2 separate regions of the Homo sapiens genome follow, and region 1 is linked to region 2. A link is an interaction called in ENCODE POLR2A ChIA-PET data of the cell type or tissue named here. Cell type or tissue: K562. All regions are shown on one strand.

Region 1 (5,000 bases), 230 kb before region 2:
GCCAAGGACCGGGCCTGCGGGAAGTCCAGTGGGTCCTCTGAGAGGGCATCACTGGGACTATTCATAGCCCAGGATCCTCACTGGAATCTGGCAGGCAGGGACAGGCACCAGCAGGAATGTTGCCTGTTTGTGGCACAAACGCAAGCTAAGTTGTTTACGCTGTTCTTCCTTCCACTGCCTCACTTAGCCTGAGACCAAATGCCAACCATCCTGGAGCCTGAATAGATGTCCAAGACCCAGAATATGGTCTGTGTGCTGCATATAATAAAATGAGAACTGGATTTGGAGTGAAGGATATAACCATGGGATTTGGCAAGACACTGAATAGGGTTGCTGTGTGTGGTTGTTAAGGTCATGCACTGAACAAATACACCTGGGTGATGAAGTGAATGGGGCTAAAATCTACCCTGTGCTCTGCTCACTAAGCCATTATTGCCCAGAGGGGCATAGTTTTCGAATATGCACAAAGGTGCCATATGACCCACCCATTTTCTCCTGCAGAGAGATGGTAAGGACATAGTAATATAACCTATGTTAAAGAACCTAATGGTTATTTGCAATGAATTACCATTATTTATACAAAGTCTTGTTCCACAAAGGTTTAAAGGCAGCTTATGAAATTATATATGGTTAAATAGAAAATATGATTAGATACAATATTATACATTGATTGAATGAGGGAAGGCAAAAATGAGGCATATGCACCAGTACTTCCCTTCGTGTGCCCATGGCAGACATCACTAATGGATAAATCCATCATGCACCTTGTTCACGTTCTGAAAGTCAGTTTTCACCCTGGCACAAAGGAAATGAGGAAATCGGTAAAGGGCTGTATCTTCATGCTGCACAGTAGGTCAATAAATGAAAATTATATTCTGGGGCCTGTGGCAAGGGGAAGGGGAGGTGACCTGGATCAGGAAGTCCCACACTGTCATGTGTCATAGTTTTAGCCTTGAGCTTCATCATGGGCAAAACAAAGATGTAAACACTCAGGCAAGCATGCACACACACAGACACAATCAGTGTCCAAAATATAAAATTATACCAATTTCTCAGACTTCATGCAAATTGCCTACACTGAATTCTCGGCGAATTTTTCCTGGGGTTCCTCATAATGGGGTCATGTGATGAATCAGAAAACACCCTCAACAGCAGCCCTAGAAGAAGCACATTGGCAGATTTTCATTGGTGACTCCTTATAGTGAAAACCCTGGGTAGAAAACTTAATCAGAGCCCAGTGAGAGCTCTGTAAACCCTTTCCCCCATGACACCCAGCTTGTGGGAAGGGAGCTGGAAGAAATAGAAGCCCAAAGCTCTACTAAGTCTCTGGTATTGGGGAGTAGGCCTTCAAATGGACCCCAAGCCCTTTTCTATGAATGAGGAAACCAAGACCCTGGGAGGTTAGGGAGGGGCTCCAGGTCCCCAGCTCCAAGCCCAGGAGTATTTCCCCTCTACTTCACCACGCCCCCTGGAGGGTGCTCACCCCTGAGCAGCACTTCCTGGTCCAGCTCAACCCACCAGCAGGGTTGACCCACCAGCCTCCAAACCCCACGGCCAGACCCCCAGGCAACACCAACTGAGGGCCCCCTCACTGGAGAGCAAGGCTGTGGGCTACATTGTCCCCAAGGAACCCCTCTGGGGGAGCACAATCTACAGGTGGTCCTGGGGCCCCCCAGGGGAGGTGGCATTTGAGTAGACCTTCAAGGACAGGCCCCTCCTGCCCCACAGCTTGGCAGAACAGACAGATCAGGCGGACCACAGTTCAAATCCCAGCCCTGCTGCTCCCGGGCTGTGTCCTTGGGAAAGTTATCTCACCACCTCTAAGCCTTAGCTTCCTCGTCTGTAAAGTCAGAACCGCTCCTAGGGCAGGCAAGAGGGCTGCGTGAGACCAAAAACTTCACTAACTGAGCAGTTTATTACTCACACTATTATCACGACCGACGATAACTCACTCACGGCGTAGACAGAGCACTGGCCAGGAGTTGGACAGATCTGAGTGTGGATCCTGGCTCTGATACAACTGGCTGAGTACCTTTCTAAGCCTCAGTTCCCCCATCTGTTAAATGGGAGGCAGGACTATTCCAAAGGTCAGTGGCCTGTGAGGGTGCAGTTCCAGTTTTGGCCCCTCAGATGCTGGAAGCACAAGGGAACCGGGACTTGGGCTAGAGGGAGGCAGGGCCCGAGAGGCCCTGAGGCCTGGAGCTCACCAGCAGCTCCCCTCTGGGGCCTGGGCCGGGGGAATGTGTAGGAGGGAGGTCCAGGGAGGGGGGCCCTGGAGCCAAGAGGAACAGCCCTGGCGGCGGGCAGCGGTGCGGTGACCCAGGAGGGAGGGAGAGCTTGGCTCCGAGCTCATCACTCAGCGAGCTGTCTCCCCCCGGGCCGGGAACCCCGGCGGCCTGTCCTCCCCACTTCCTGCGCGCTGGGTCAATATTGTGATTTCCACTGTGCAGCCCGCCTGGGACGGCCTGGCCCTGCGCGCCGCCCAGGGTCACGGGGCTGCGGGGAGACAGGGGTATGGAGAGGTCACCCGCTGCCTGGAAGATGACTCAGGACCTGTAGGCTGCAAGGCGGCGCGGCCAGGAGCCAGGAGCCCCAGTGCAGCCCCACCTCCAAATGCACAGAAATGGCGCCGGAACAAGGCCTGTGAACTCTCCCATCCAAACCGAGGGATCAACCAAGGCCCGGAGAGGGCGGGGACTTGCCCAAGGTCACACCGTGAGTCTGTAGCTGAAGGAGGCCCTGAATCCCATCTCCTGACCTCAGATCCTCACCAAACCTCCATATTCTACCTTCCCTGCCCAAGTACCTACCTTCCTCTTCATCAGCATCCGGAACGGACATCTTCCTACACCTCCGCGGGAGCACAAGGAGAGAGGACAGGCTGACCCTGACCAAGGAGGGCTGGTGTGGAGGCTTCTCCAGGAGTGAGGGGTGGTCAGGAGGACACAGTTCAGGACACCCACACACTGGGAGTTATGAGGATGGAGGATGCGAGGCACCAGCCCTGACGATCCGGAACCTGTGGCTTCATTTTTCCCAGTGAGTGCCTCTTGTCAAGGCTGAGTGCAGACTTAGCCTCCTCCCTGGAGCACCCACCGCACCCCTGCTCTCCTCCAGACCGCCTCCTCCATGCGGTGCTCTTCTTACACCACACACCTGCCTCCCCTAGTGAATCAGGAGCTCCTGGGGGAAGGGGCCCAGGCGATCTCACTTCCAGATCCCAGGCCCAGCCCAGGGTGAGGCCATCCTGGGCCCTGTTAGCACTGCTGAGTGAGGGAAGGGAGGAGTCCTGTCTTCCCACATCACTGTCAACGCCACAGGGGCAGAAACTCCTGCCCTCCCAGTGTCACCTCTCCTGGAGACTCTTTTTATTCTTCACTTGGTTACCTCCTGCTCTTCCTTTAGGTCTCTGCTTAACTGTCACCTCCTCCTGGAAACCCTTCCAGACCACTCTGCCAAAACTACATTAGCTGGCCCTGCTCTGAGTCCATTATACTTCCCTAAAAGTGCTCTTACCCCAGGGGAATATAATGGCTTCTTAAATGTTCTTCCCCTCTAGGCTGAACTAGGGCTGAAGTCCCTATCTCTGAGTGAGATGAGACTCACTATTGTGTTTCTAGCTCGGGGTCTGGTGCAGAGTCAGTGCTAGATGGATGGATGGATGAATGGATGGATGGATGGATGGATAGATGGGCCTGGTGCAGAATCAGTGCTGGATGGATGGATGGATGGATGGATGCATGCATGCATGCATGGATGAATGGATGGATGGATAGATGGGTGGGTGGATGGATGGATGGATGGATGGATGGATGGATGGATAGATATATGGATGGATGGATGGATAGATGGGTGAGTGGGTGGATGGCTGGCTGGCTGGCTGGATGGATGGATGGATGGATGGATGGTTGGATGGATGGATTCCTCCCAGAGCCAGGCCCATAGTAGGGATTCAGGAGATGCTGGCAGATGGAGATGATGGTTGTGATGATAGTGGTATCTGGGGTGGATATCTCTTGCTCTTTTCTGCCCAGCATCCCTCTTACCCCAACCTTAATTTACTATCAGCCACCTGGTCCCCTGTGGGAAACTGTTCTTCCTTCCTTACATAAGTCTGTCAATTACTGAACCCCAATGCCTCATCCACATGACCCAGACTTGGTCAATGATTGTCCCCCACTTCCTTGGCTGCAGTGATTGCCCCGCAGGCACATGGCCCAAACAAGGTCAGTCAGTTCTTCCTTGGAACTGACATATGGATCTTAGAAGAAAACAGCTCTCTGGTTTTAGACTGGGGTTCCCAAGCTGGGCTGATGGTAGCCAAGTTCTCCACCTCACAGAAGGGAGAGAATGAGGCCAGCCCCACAGGGAAGCAGAGACAGCAAGGGTGAATGACAGACAGAGATAATCCTGTTGGCCCTGAGCTGTGATTCCAGCCCCCTAGCCCTACTCCTCAGGGCAATTCCCCAGGCCAGCAAGTCCCCTTTTTTGCTCAAGATGATGTGATGTGGCTTCTCTCAGCTGCAATGGGAAGGATTCTGAATAACAGTAAACCAAAGAGAAAACAGTGAGAGGAGCAGGGTGAGTCCAAGTGGAGACACAGATGTTGAGCAGCAATTGACCAGCAGACTCAAGGAGATGAAGGAATCTCCTGCTAAGGGCATGGCCAGAGACTCTCCAGCCCCACTGTGGGCAGAGCCAAAGGACAAAGGCTGTGGGGCAGAAGGAAGGACCTAGGGTGGGGTTGGAGCACCTTTGCTGCAAATGACTGAAACCTCACTGAAACTGGCAGGAAGGGGAGTTTATCAGTTCACATATCTAAAATGTCCATGGTTTTTAGCTTCAGGCATGGCTGGATCCAAGTACTCAACTGCAGTTGTCAGGAGCTGTCTCTCTCCAGGCCTCCAACCTGTTTTCCTCTGTGTTGGATCCACTCTCAGGTAGGCTTTCTCCAAATGATGGCAACTTTAGGCTTCCATCCTAACAGCAAACCCAACTGA
Region 2 (5,000 bases):
AAGTTAGGCCGGGCGCAGTGGCTCACGCCTGTAATCCCAGCACTTTGGGAGGCTGAAGGGGGCGGATCACTTGAGGTCAGGAGTTCGAGACCAGCCTGGCCAACACGGTCTCCACTAAAGTGGAGATGGCCAACATCTCCACTAAAAATACAAAAATTAGCCGGGCATGGTGGCGGGCACCTGTAATCCCAGCTACTCAGGAGGGTGAGGCAGGAGAATTGCTTGAACCCGGGAGGCAGAGGTGGCAGTGAGCCAAGATCATGCCACTGCACTACAGCCTGGCTGATAGAGCAAGACTCCATCTCAAAAAAAAAAAAAAAAAAAAAAAAAAAAAGAAAGAAACATGAAGTTAAACTGATTGACCGTCTAACTTCCCTAACCCTTTAAAATAAACTTATATACATTATGATTTCCAGGATGAAGATATAATAAAGGGTTTCTTTTTTTTTTTTTTTCCTGAGACAGAGTTTTGCTCTTGTTACTCAGACTGAAGTGCAGTGGTGCAATCTCGGCTCACTGAAACCTCCACCTCCCGGGTTCAAGCGATTCTCCTGCCTCAGCCTCCTGAGTAGCTGGGATTACAGGCACATGCCACCACACCTGGCTAATTTTTTGTATTTTTAGTAGAGACGGGGTTTCACCATGTTGGCCAGGCTGGTCTCGAACTCCTGACCTCAGGTGATCCGCCCGCCATGGCCTCCCAAAGTGCTGGGATTACAGGCGTGAGCCACTCTGCCCGGCTGGGTTTCTAATTTATCTGACACCCAAGCCCATGGAAATGTCTTTCAGATATTCTGAAACACACTAAGCCACACAGGCCTTACTCTAAAATTATCCCCTACCCTCATCTTTACTAGCTTATCAACTATTAGGATGATCTAACATTTCCTTTGCCCCTATGATGAACAGAGCAAATAAACAGCACGAATAAAATAGCAAAATAAAAAAACACTGATATCCATAGAACTATCCTTTCAAGTTATAAACCAAACTTTACACATTCTAAAATCTAATCACTTATTTTAAAATCTTGTTAATCTTAAACCCTATAATAAAAATGTTTTTTAGGCAAGCAAGTGATATGAATGTATTAATTCCATTTCAGAATTTATCTAAAACTGAGTTCTTCTCCAATAGTATTCAGCTAATGAAACAAATACTAGTAAAGTTGTAATGAAAATCCCTGAAACCAGAGATAAGTGTTATTCAAGTAACATTATTCTTTCACTTCCCACTCCTCTTCATCTGCTTTTATATAGATTAAAAACAAACTAAAAATATTACAAATACTCCTAAACTGTCTTCCAGCAAAGCAAATGAACCATAGCTGAAATCTTGTTTATGCTTTCTTCTACTAAATTTATCCTCTTTTCTCATACCCCTTAACACTAATTAACATAATATTCTTTTATTCCACCTCCATCTCCCTCTGGTTTAATCATCTGTTCCTCATTTGATCTGTTCTCAGACACCTCTCCTCCTTCCACATGGAGTAATGAATTGCAATAATCTTTTTTTTTTTTAATTTTTTGAGACGGAGTCTCAGCTGTCACCCAGGCTGGAGAACAGTGGTGCATCCCCGCTCACTGCAGCCTCTGCATCCCAGGTTCAAGCGATTCTCGTGCCTCAGCCTCTCAAGTAGCTGGGATTACAGGTGCATGCCACCATGGCTAATTTTTGTATTTTTAGTAAAGACGGGGTTTCACCATGTTGGCCAGGTTGGTCTTGAACTCCAGCCCTCAGGTGATCTGCCTGCCTCAGCCTCCCAAAGTGCTGGGATTACAAGCATGAGCCACCGCACCCAGCCTACTGATAATCTTTCAATTGAAAAGGACGTAGATGGCTTCAAATGGCCACTTAAGACACAGAGAATGGACACAGGTAATAAACACAGGTGTTCCTGAGACACTGATCCCCCAGCTCTCAGGGATAGTCCTGGAGAATTTCTCCTACACCATATAGTTAAAGAAGGAAAAAGGAAATATCAGAGAAATAAATTCAATCTGGCCCTTGAAAAATAACAGGCTGGGAGCCGTGGCTCACGCCTGTAATCCCAGCACTTTGGGAGGCCAAGGCAGGCGGATCACCTGAGGTCAGAAGTTCAAGACCATCCTGTCCAACATAGTGAAACCCCGTCTCTACTAAAAATACAAAAATTAGCCAGGCATGGTGGTGTGCGCCTGTAATCCCAGCTACTTGGGAGGCTGAGGCAAGAGAATCGCTTGAACCTGGGAGGCAAGGTTGCAGTGAGCCAAGATCGTACCACTGCACTCCAGCCTGGGCAACAGAGCGAGAATTCTCAAAAAAAAGAAAAGAAAAATAGCAATAATTTTTTCAGGCGGGTAGCTGAAAAAGATGATTTTGGTTCTTAACATTTTCCCTTGAAATTGGAAATATGATTTTAGCAAAGAAAGCAGAAAACATGTTTACATTTGACAAGCTAAATGCCAAGTCTGTATTTCACCTAAGTTTTCATAATGAATATGAATTATCCTAATCATATGCTTAGACCATTCCTCGTCACCACAATTAGTTTTCAATAAAATGTCACTTAAGTTCAAATGTATAATTAAGGCCCCGTGCTGTGGTGGCACATGCCTGTAATCCCAGCTACTAGGGAGGTGGAGGCAGGAGAATCACTTGAACCTGGGAGGCGGAGGTTGCGGTGAGCCGAGATTGCGCCATTGCACTCCAGCCTGGGCAACAAGAGCAAAACTCCGTCTCAAAAAAAAAAAAAATTAAGGCCCGGTGCAGAGGCTCACAACTGTAATCCCACAGCTCTGGGAGGCCAAGGTGGGAGGTCACTTGAGGCCAGGAGTTCAAGAACAACCTGGGCAACATAAAAAGGCCCCATTCTCTACAAAAATATATATATATATTTACAATTAGCCAAGTGTGGTGGTGCGTGCCTGCAATCCCAGCTACTTGGGAGGCTGAGGTTGGAGGATCCTTTAAGCCCAGGAGTTCAAGGTTACAGTGAGCTATAATCACACCACGCACTGCAGCCTGGTGACATAGCAAGACTCTATCTCTAAAAAATAAAAATAAAATTAAAAAATACGTAATTCGGCTGGGTGCGGTGGTTCACGCCTGTAATCCCAGCACTATGGGAGGCCAAGGTGGGTGGATCACCTGAGGTCGGGAGTTTGAGACCAGCCTGACCAGCATGGAGAAACTCCCAACATGGAGAAACCCCATCTCTACTAAAAATACAAGATCAGCCAGGCATGCTGGCACATGCCTGTAATCCCAGCTACTCGGGAGGTTGAGGCAGGAGAATCACTTGAACCCGGGAGGTGGAGGTTGCAGTGAGTGGAGATCATGCCATTGCACTCCAGCCTGGGCAACAAGGGCAAAACTCCATCTCAAAAAAAAAAAAAACTTTAAATAACACATTAGTTCCTGATAATGGGCAGACATGAGGCAATTCTACGTAATAGGCAGGAAGCAACAATTCCTTTAAAAACTAAATATGCTTCAGATTCATTTTCAGATTATGATCCTTGCAATAAATTGTGGTACACTGCCTAAAATAAACCAGGTTATGCTTCCATAGGAAAATAAAATGAAATAAAGCATTCACATTGTTTCCGAAATTTGAGACATCACTCTAGCAGTCCTGAAGAGGGTGCTTCAAGCCTTAATACACATAAAAATCATGTGGGGATCTTATTAAAATAAGATTCTGGGTCAGTAAGACTGGGATGAATCCTGATAGTTCTAATGAGCTCCCAGGTGACACTTATGCTGATGGGTCCACAGACTATACTGCATACCTGAGGCCTGACACCCTTGCTTCTATGACAACGGTAAAGGTAACGGATAAAAATGTAAAGGAGGCCGGAATGCAGCGGCTCACGCCTGTTAATTCCAGCACTTTGGGAGGCCGAGGCAGGCAGATCACGTGAGGTCAGGAGTTACAGACCAGCCTGACCAACATGGTGAAACCCCCCCACCTCTACTAAAAATACGAAAATTACCCGGGTGTGGTGGCGGACACCTGTAATCCCAGCTACTCAGGAGGCCGAAGCAGGAGAATCACTTGAACCCGGGAGGCAGAGGTTGCAGTGAGCCAAGATCATGCCACTGCACTCCAGCCTGGGTGACAGAGCGAGACTCTGTCTCAAAAAAAAAAGAAAAAAAAAAGGTAAAGCAATCTCCACTTCATTTAGAAATGTTTTTGGGCTAGACATAGTGGCTTATGCCTGTAATCCCAGTACTTTGAGAGGCCGAGACGGGCGGATCACCTGAGGTCAGGAGTTGGAGACCAGCCTGACCAACATAGAGAAACCCCATCTCTACGAAAAATACAAAATTAGCCAGGGGCGCTGACGCATGCCTGCAATCCCAGCTACTCAAGAGGCCGAGGCAGGAAAATTACTTGAATCCAGGAGGCGGAGGTTGCGGTGAGCCGAGATCGCGCCATTGCACTCCAGCCTGGGCAACAAGAGCAAAACTCCATCTCAAAAAAGAAAAAAGAAATGTTTTTGGATTCATCAGATTAGTCCGGGAGAAGGATGGTTATTAAAATGTTTATGTTTGAGAGAAACACAGCTTCTCAAAGATGGCGGGGAAGGGTCCTCACAGTTGTGCCAAGAGCAAAAATCTATACAGCACTCACTATGTGCCAGTGAACAGTCCTAAACACTTCATATATATTAATTCAATCTTCCTAACACTGCAGCCCTGTTAGGTAAGCACTACTGCTACCCCTATTTTAGAGGAAGTAAACCTGAGTCACAAAGACGTTACTTAGACTGCACATACCTAATAAGTGGCAGAACCAGGATCTGAACCCAGGCAGTCTGGTTCCAGAGTCTATGCTTTTAATCATTATAGTAGCAATATACCAATCAAGAACACACAGCAGAATTGAAATGGCAAATGGCAATGGCTTAATTTTACAGAAAAGGATGCAAGGTTAAAGTGTAAAGCATTACAGAACAACAGTAACAGAGCCTAAATCAGACTTTGTCTTAAGGTGATAGAGCACCAGTGCT

Evidence for each region. ChIA-PET counts read pairs that join two places held together with the same protein. Peaks named below come from ENCODE experiments on the same cell type or tissue, not always from the same donor. Only the 100,000 strongest peaks of a DNase experiment are listed, where the experiment ranks them.
Region 1: POLR2A ChIA-PET joins it to region 2 with 6 read pairs; 2 of 35 experiments call an interaction of 5 or more read pairs at or near these places.

What each region holds. Positions count from the first base shown.
Region 1 is chr1:22,283,223-22,288,222 of GRCh38, reverse strand. No RefSeq gene overlaps it. Among named protein-coding and RNA genes, the nearest start is that of MIR4418, 19 kb to the right of the region's middle. RefSeq lists an enhancer at 1,078-1,577. In K562, CTCF peaks have their summits at 1,478 (motif pointing left) and 2,211; DNase peaks (open chromatin) are centred at 1,472 and 2,522; H3K4me3 peaks cover 374 bases; H3K27me3 peaks cover 137 bases.
Region 2 is chr1:22,056,867-22,061,866 of GRCh38, reverse strand. All of the region lies in intron 1 of CDC42 (cell division cycle 42), which reads right to left. Among named protein-coding and RNA genes, the nearest start is that of CDC42, 6.7 kb to the right of the region's middle. RefSeq lists enhancers at 1-39, 40-540. In K562, no CTCF peak of the experiment used is centred here; no DNase peak of the experiment used is centred here.